Linked DNA regions of Homo sapiens: region 2 is linked to region 1. A link is a contact called in ENCODE Hi-C or POLR2A ChIA-PET data. All regions are on one chromosome and are shown on one strand. Each heading gives the region's core, a stretch centred on a gene start or an enhancer-like site at or near the end of the contact. The rest is flanking DNA. Distances are from core to core; before and after follow the strand shown.

Region 1 (4,424 bases), core at 1,423-3,922:
GAGGCTTCTCCAGGCAGACATGAAGAGGGACACACTAGCCTGATAGAGCAGGCAAAATGACGACAAAAATCAGAGGTGAGTGTATTGCACCAAATTAGGTTGGTGCAAAAATAATTGCAGTTTTTGCCATTACTTTCAATAGTTTCCCAGAGCTGCCATCACAAATTAACACAAACTTGGTGGCTTAAATCAACAGAAATTCTCTCACAGACCAGAAGTGTGAAATCAAGGAGCCGACAGGACCTGGGGAACATCCTTCCTTGCCTCCTCCTGGCTTCTGGCGGCCCCCGGCCGATCTTGGCACTCCCTGGCTCACCCCTGCATTGGTCCAGTCTCTTCCTGTGTCATCTTCCCCACGTATCTGTTTCCTTTCCTCTCCTCTCCTCTCCTCGTAAGGGACGCTAGTCAATGACTTCAGAGCCCACTCAAATCCATTCTGACCTCATCTTAACCAATTACATCTGCAAAAACCCTATTTTTATTTTTATGTATTCATTTTTTTTTTTGAGAAGAGTCTTGCTCTGTCGCCCAGGGTGGAGTGCAATGGTGCGATCTCAGCTGACTGCAAACTCTGCCTCCCAGGTTCAAGCAATTTTTGTGCCTCGGCCTCCCGAGTAGCTGGAATTACAGGTGCCCACCACCATGCCCAGCTAAAAAAAAAATGCTATTTTAAAATAATTAGGTCACTAAATAAGACTCCAGGTGGACATGAATTTGGTGGGGGGGGACATTTCAGCCCACTACAGTGATAACAGAGAACATCAGGGGATATGCTACAATCATTAGAGCTGAAAGAACCTCAAAGGTAACCTTTTCCACAGATGTTAAACAGACTTCTTCTCTGATGCCAGCCCCAAGGGACTGGTGGTGGCTTCTGAGAATGGTGCTCACAGAAGCAGCTGAGGATGACAGCTGTGGCCAGCGATGGATGGCTGCCCTGGGCGTGGCATGTGGGAGAGGAGATCAACTCCTCACCTCTGCGCCCACCAGCCTGCTTCACTGTGCTCACTTTGCAGATATAGAAACTAAGCCTGTGAAATGCTGAAGTGATAGTTCTACTTAGTGGAAGAATCAGGACCAGAACCCAAGTCTCCTGAGTCTGCATCTGACAACCAGCTCTTCTAATACGTACCAGGAACATACAATTCTGAGTCACAGACAAGCTACTTACTATGGGCAGACACTAAAAAACAACTAATGACTTTCATTCATATAACATGGTTTCATCCACTTGGAAAACTGTTTTTGTAATCTAGATTAAAAAAAACTTCCTTTCTTCAACAAACATCAGCCCCACACCTACCACAATACCAGGAATGAGTCCTAGGAATACCTCATCTAGTTGTAAAAATATATATATAAAGCAATACAGAGATGCAGAGATAAAAATAAGCCCTGTCTTATGGTTCCACTGAGAAGAGGGACATGACCCAGCCTGAGCAGGGAGAATCATGGCAGACTTCTTGGAGGCGATGATGGCTGTCAAAGTCTACAGGATGAACAGGCCTTAGCTAGGGGCAGAGAAGGATAAGGTCATGACTAATGGCAGGAACAACAGCCTTGATGGCTCTCTGAACTGGAGCTAAGGTTGCTGTACGTGTTGTAAATTACATGGTTTTATATCCCATGGAGAAACAGCCTTACAATGAAATCTTTTTATAAACTTGCACCTGGAGATTATGTCTCTCCCCTAAGTCGGCATCTTACCAGGGAAGGAGAATTATGGAATCTGCCGAGTTTCCATTTTTGCCTTGGCTGTCAGGCACTCAATCACAACAAATATATTAGGTCAAGAATTTGGAATATTTGCTTTCCCCTCTCTCTACTGCATTTGTCTATTTTCAATTTTTACCTTAGCGACCTGATTGTGACCTATATGTCTTATGGCAAGCCCTATGAAAAGGAAGTGGGGTATAAATTATAAATGTGCCAATAAAGAATACTGGCTAATACCTACATAAACATGCTAATAAAGAATATTGGCCAATATCTATAGAGAGGGTCCGGGAGGTCTAAAATCTATAACCCTATCACCTTGAGCCTAAGTTAAGATGCCACATGGCCCATCTTTTTCAAAAGTCCAAACCCATCAACTTCAGAGAGGAAAAGGCTTAATTAATTATAGGTAAAGCCATCCGTGTCCTGAGGCAGATGAGACCAATTTCTCTCTGAATAACAAAAGCTGAGGCAAACATTTAAAAAAAAAAAAAAAAAAAAAAGGAGGGCTGGGTGCCATGGTTCACGCCTGTAATCCCAGCAGTTTGGGAGGCAGAGGCAGATGGATCACCTGAGGTCGGGAGTTCAAGGCCAGCCTGACCAACATGGAGAAACCCTGTCTCTACTAAAAATACAAAATTAGCCAGGCATGGTGGCACATGCCTGTAATCCCAGCTACCTGGGAGGCTGAGGCAGGAGAATTGCTTGAACCCAGGACGCGGAGGCTGTGGTGAGCCAAGATCATGCCATTGCATTCCAGCCTGGGCAACAAAAGTGAAACTCTGTCTCAAAAAACAAGGAGTTGGCTAACGTTCTCTCAGGCCTCTTACTGTGAGTGTACATGAGAGGGAGAAAAAAGCAAAAGAGGAGAACAAGATGAGAACTACTTACGTAACTGAGGTGTCAAGATACTGGCTGAAGGCCATCCTCACAAAGACTCACTTCTACTCACTGAGAGAATAAAAGAATTGCAGATTCAGACTCACAACGGTTCTACTCTCCAACAACTGAAAACTTGATCTCTCTTTGCTTTTGTCAACTCAGCAAGTTTATGGGTAGGTTTGACACGCAAATGCCTTCGCTGACAGCAAACAGCTCAGAGGATGCACACGGGGGAGCTCGGGAGGGTGGGTGAAAATTTCACTCTTTCTCCAGATGTAGGAGGAGCTAAGTGTTTGGGGAAAATTAACCAACCAAAAATTATTTTTTAATTGCTTCCTGTGCACAGAGCACTTGCTAAGTGCCACCAGAAATGAAATATAAGGCAACTCCCCTGACATCGAGGAGTGTGTCATCTGCTCTCTAGTGAAAGCAGGAGCACTGGAGTCAGGGACACACATGTGGTCTCCCATCTGTCAAGGTCGTCCACGGACAGCCGCAGAGGCCTGCCCTGCACAACTGCAGGAGGTGCCATTTCACAGGGCTGCAACGTGAAGTCATAGTTCTAATCCTGGCACTACTAGGCTAGGGGAACTTAGCAAGTAACTTAACCAACTTCTAAAGTGGTTTTGAGAATTGAGAGATTAGACAGGTCAGGTTAAGTAAGATAGTGCCCAACACCTAACAAGGGCTCAATCAATGCCAGCTCAACAAATCATCATCTAATTAGAGCCAAAGCACACTCTATTAGTCAGCTCAGACTACCAGAACAAAATACCACAGACTGCGTGGCTCATACAACAGAAGTTACTTTTTCACAGTTCTGGAGTCTGGGAAGTCCAAGGTCAAAGTGCCAGCAGCTTCAGTTCCTGGTAAGGACTCTCTTCGTGAGAAGACGGCTGCCTTCTCACTGTGTGCTCATGGGGACTGCCCTTGGTGTGCGTGCATGAATAGAGTGATCTCTCTTCCTCCTCTTATAAGGCCACCAATCCAATCAGATTAGGACCCCATCCGTATGGTCTCAACCTTAATTAGCTCCACATTGAGGGTTTGCGCTTCAACATATAAATTGGGGGGTGCCAGGCATGGTGGCTCACGCCTGTAATCCCAGCACTTTGGGAGGCCGAGGCAGGTGGATCACTTGAGGTCAGGAGTTCAAGACCAGCCTGGCCAACATGGTGAAACCCCATCTCTACTAAAAATACAAAAAATTAGCCAGATGTGGTGGTGTACCTGTAGTCTCAGCTACTCGGGAGGCTGAGGCACAAGAATCACTTGAACCCAGAAGGCGAAGGTTGCAGTAAGCCGAGATCGTGCCACTGCACTTTAGCTTGGGAGACAGAGCAAAATTCTGTCTCAATCAATCAATCAATCAATCAATAAACAAACCAACCAATTAGGGGGGAGACACAATTCAATCTATAGCACCAACATGAAGGAAATGACCGTCAGTATAATATTTACTGAGTGTGTACTATATTCCAGGAGTTGTATTATCATTATTTAATCTTTAAACAGCCATGTGAGAAAGGCATTATCCTCTCATATCAGAGATGAGAACGTAAAGCTCATTAACAGTAATTACCTTGCTGAAGGACACACAGCTAGCAAGTCGTAAAACAAAGATTCAGCCCTAGGTCTCTCTGACTCCAACTTCCACCCTCCTGAAACTCATCTGCTCTGCTCCTTATTTCATTAGATGACAGACTTTATTATAAAGTTTATTATAAACTACATAGACAGACTATAACTGCCAAGGGCCAGAGAGAGAGAGAGATTAATAAGATCAGGAGTAGATTCCATTAAGGAAATGGGCTTTAAACGGAGCC
Region 2 (4,424 bases), core at 597-3,096, 110 kb after region 1:
ACAAGTGGGCAGAGCAGCTCGTCCTCTGAGAATGGAGCTGCCTTCGGTATGAGCCACCATTAAAAAGTTTCCCAAGGTCCGCACCTATAATCTCAGCACTTTGGGAGGCTGAGGCGAGAGGATGGCTTGAGCCCAGGAGTTTAAGACCAGCCTGGAAAATATAGTGAGGTCTTTTAGTTGGGCATGGTGGTATGTGCCTGTTGTCCCGGCTACTTGGGAAACTGAGGCAGAAGGATCGCTAGAGCCCAAGAGGCAGAGGTTGCAGTAGGGCGAGATAGCACCGCTGCACTCTGGCCTGGGCGACAAAGTGAGACCCTGTCTCAACAAAATAAAATAAAACCAAAAAACAACCCCCATAGAAGACACAAATTTCAATTCCCATCTCTGGATTGCTCAGACTACACATGGGCATATATGGAAAGCTTCAACATTCATTTCATTTATCAACTTATTTAGAAAGGCACATTGTATCTACCCACTGGGGTGTGGTACATTCCAGGGTTCAAGTCCCTGGTTTATAATCCAAAACCTGTCCTGGCCCTCCACATGCGTGGGTGCTCAGAAACTCCGAGCGCCTCAGAGGTATTCTCTTAACATCTGATCAAATAATGACTATAAAGAATAATATGCAGTACATACTGTAGATAGTTCCCTGTGCACATAAAAAAATAGTCTCATACAGCCCAAAGAGCTGTCTGCATCGCTTTTTCTAAAAGTCCACCTATGGTCGGAAAACTAACCTTCTTCAAATGAATAGATTAGCTTAAATTACCATGCCATTTTACATTCTCTTCACTGATACACGAATAATAAAACTATGAGGTAAATGCAGGCTTAAATCGAATAATGGGCATAAATAAAAAAATTTTTTGACATTAAAAACTCAGTGTAAATTGCACTACAACATACTTGAAAGCTCCCACAATCATAACGTGCACATTGAAATCCATTAACCTAATACCTAGGCTGCTATTCAAAAGTAGGGGTCTAGCAGGCAAATAAATACTCATTTGAACACTCCTCCGAAATTACTGCACAATTTGGTTGCAAAGTCACACACTTACAAAGTCTATCATCTTTACTTGGTTGCTCTGTAACCAACACTGAAGTCATATAAGGTTACAATGTGGCAGCATGAGATCAACACAGATACCAGCAAATGGTACTAAAAAGTAGCAGCAAATGTCAAAGACAAACCAGGGTCAGCTTGGAGAGAATGAGATATTTACATAAGCTTTCAGAAAAGACAATGGAGCCCCGATTTCCCCTTAACCGCACACCTAATCAACCTCTCTGCTCCTCACCTGATCATTCTGATATAAAAGCAATTTCTACAGTGATACATTCAAAGACCTTAGTTGCCATAAACTCAGCAGCTGTTAAAAAGATTCTGTTGCACATTCGATTTGCTTTAAGACTCAGCTATTTCCAACCAAAGCTTTCATTTCTTATCCATCTCTACCCCCCTCCAAAAAAAAAAAAAATAGCTTCATTAACAATATCCTTCTTTGATATGTCATCTGCCAAGGCCATTTTCTTACCTTTGTAACTCACATTTTTTTTCATTTGAGGATATTTACCCAAGCAAGGACAATTGTTTGACTGGAATCTTGCAACTTTCAACTTTGCCCAGATTTTGCCATCGTGCAGAAGGGGAATGCCGCAACCCCCGACACATCGTTCAGTTGAGCTAATACACATCTGAATCCAGAGCTATATTTTAAATTCTTTTACACTTACTTAATATAGTGCATGCCGCCTGTCCACTGATGCGATATCAGAAACCTGCAAGCTACTATTTCTGCAACTGTGTCACTGTAGATAGTCTGAAACATGTACGTAGCTGTTGCCATGGAAACAAACACAGCTAGGGTAGAGTGCCACGCTGTGTTAATTCCTTCACCCATGAACCCCAGGGGAATGCTAACATTCATCTTCTTTCTCCTTTAGTCTCACACTGCTTTAATATTTTTTTAGCATTATCAAATGATGTACTAAATACATATGGTACACCTGAAAATACGGATGGCTGAAATGAGCCGTGGTACCAACCTAGCCTGCCGGCTGGGCTGTCTGCTTAAGGTGGTGCAGCTCTGCAATGGATCCTTTCCTGAACTTCTCCTGGGAGAAATAAAGAACTTTGTCTTTCTTTTAAAATGGTGTGGGAAGGACAGAAAAGGTGAGCATCTTGTCTCCCCTAAGAACAGTTATCCTGGAATGGCACCAGAAGAAAGATGCTATCAGAAATGTACCTTCTCAGTTCTCTGAAAGGCAGAGGGAGGCCTTGCAAACTTTCTGAAGTGGATCCAAGCTAAGAGTTGTTCTCCCTTCCAAGTAGAGCTGCATTAGCAGGCTATAAACCCAATAGTTTTAATTAGGCAAAAGCATAAACCCTTAACAAGGGATTCATCTGTCCCCACTTGGTCTTTATTCCTAAACCCATGCAAGAAGGTATTAAAATGAGTGAGTAGGCAATGACATGGAAATCTGCCATTATTCAGAAAGGAATTGTGATTTTCCTGGAATTTGAACATTCTCTTTTTTGCTTCAAGTTCATATCTCTGTCCTTATCAATGCTTGGACCTGTGAAGAAAAGTCAAACTCATTCACTGCACCTAAAAGCCAAAATGTATGGTTATTGGTGCACTGGGCCACCTTCTCATTATTCAACTGGTAAGCCGCTTTAAATATTGGGGTAATATTCATCACGGTAGACAAAAGTAAGCTGTTCAAAATCTTAATTACATCATATCCCTTGGGCTGGTTAATAATATTCAATCTAGATGAAAATGGCCACGTTTTAGATTTGCATGCTGATGTGTTTCACTTGAATACAATTTTCGCACTAAATAATCACTTGTAGGCTTTAAAAGTGCAGCTCTGTGACCCTGAACTGGCATATTTTAAAGAAACCACTACTTTATTTGTGGGGATTATGGCAAAATTAGCCTAGAAAAGATGAGCAAACTTTTCCTGTTATTTTCCTAAATTGAATCATGCTTGGCTATTTACTATGATAATAATAATAAATTCATTCCTAAAATAAAGCAGAACAGAAAATGGATATATACACACCTTACTGGTTAAAGAAATTCATCACTTTTTAAAAGCAATCTCAAAAAGATGTTAGGGTCCAGTAGAAAACCTAGTCTTCAAGTATTAGCAGGGCAGGTAAGGATTACCCTTTAACTAATCACAACCAGTACTCATAAACTTCAGAGGCAGAACCACAGCAATGAAAACTGCAGTCCCTTCCATTAACTTTACATTTCTGCCTCTTATTTGCTTCAAGTTCAAATCTCTGCCATTATCAATGCCCTTACATTCCTCTAGTATCACAAAGCATTTTGACATAGGTTATTTCATTTGACTCTCATGAGAGTTCCACGAATTAACTTGGTAGGTATCACCAATCTCATTTCACAGAAGATACACTGAGGCTCCAAAAATCAGCAACTGGTCCTAGGCCACAAGGTAAGTGTCAGACCTTGCTTAGGTCACCTGATCCGATGTTCTCTATAGGGGCCGTGCTGCTCCTAAGCATGCTCACAATGCAGTTGGCTGCCTGTAATCCCAGCACTTTAGGAGGCTGAAGCGGGTGGATCATGAGGTCAGGAGCTCGAGAACAGCTTGGCCAACGTGGTAAAATCCCGTCTCTACTAAAAATTCAAAAATTAGCTGGGTGTGGTGGCAGGCACCTGTAATCCCAGCTACTCGGGAGGCTGAGGCAGGCGAATCTCTTGAACCCGGGAGGCGGAGGTTGCAGTGAGCTGAGATGGCACCATTACACTACAGCCTGGGCAACAAGAGCAAAACTCCGTCTCAAAAAAAGAGTACTTGACTAGAGTTAACAATAGTTATAAAAGGATAGATACTAAGTATCAGATTAATTGGTTTGGGGATTAACTATGGCTGGTGGTGGAAGTTAGGCAAATCCTCCTCTTTGACCTCACCCACCCATTTCTTCTCCCAAGGCTTTAGGAGTGCAGCAAGCGCTCCCAGAGCAGATCATCTCAGCCTGCTCACTACACCCCGCGCCACCTTCCTTCCCAGGAGTGCCAGCCCAAGTCCTGACACCACTCCTCAGAGAGGGCCCTGGAGTGGAAAGATACCTGGGGGGGTCCTTGGGCTTTGGAAGTGAAAGGGGGATTGGGAGCAGCAGTAATTATTATATTTAGCCTCCCTAAGGAAGTAAGCCATTCCAGATGCTGGCTGTCATCCCCCTACACCCCGCAATGTTTTTATTGTGGTAAAATACAGATGACATAACATTTACCATCTTAACCACTTTTAAGTGTATAGTTCAGTGGTATTAAATATATTCATAATGACATGCAACCATCACCACCATCCATCTCTACAACTCTGTACCTAGCACACAATCACTCCCCATTCTCCATTCCCCCGACCCCAGCCCTTGGTAG

What was found. A loop is a pair of places that touch in the nucleus more often than their neighbours do. ChIA-PET counts read pairs that join two places held with the same protein, here RNA polymerase II (POLR2A). Pooled maps may share reads with other maps.
Region 2: a map of B cell shows a loop between it and region 1 (14-fold over the local background). The contact joins two enhancer-like sites. A Hi-C loop is called at or near these places in 1 of 168 maps with a recorded cell type or tissue (B cell) and 2 of 50 pooled maps. POLR2A ChIA-PET finds 5 or more read pairs at or near these places in 1 of 52 experiments (Panc1).

Annotation. Positions count from the first base shown.
Region 1 is chr14:89,383,303-89,387,726 of GRCh38, forward strand. All of the region lies in intron 2 of FOXN3 (forkhead box N3), which reads right to left. Among named protein-coding and RNA genes, the nearest start is that of FOXN3, 32 kb to the right of the region's middle. RefSeq lists enhancers at 470-589, 650-819, 2,701-2,770, 2,821-2,870, 3,251-3,350 and 1 more. Within about 2 kb of position 2,673, at least 13 of the 41 ENCODE cell types and tissues checked have a DNase peak (open chromatin) inside an H3K27ac peak, as active enhancers do; they include B cell, where a contact is called at or near this core.
Region 2 is chr14:89,492,390-89,496,813 of GRCh38, forward strand. It overlaps a transcript of FOXN3 not described here. Among named protein-coding and RNA genes, the nearest start is that of FOXN3-AS1, 77 kb to the left of the region's middle. Within about 2 kb of position 1,847, at least 2 of the 41 ENCODE cell types and tissues checked have a DNase peak (open chromatin) inside an H3K27ac peak, as active enhancers do; they include B cell, where a contact is called at or near this core.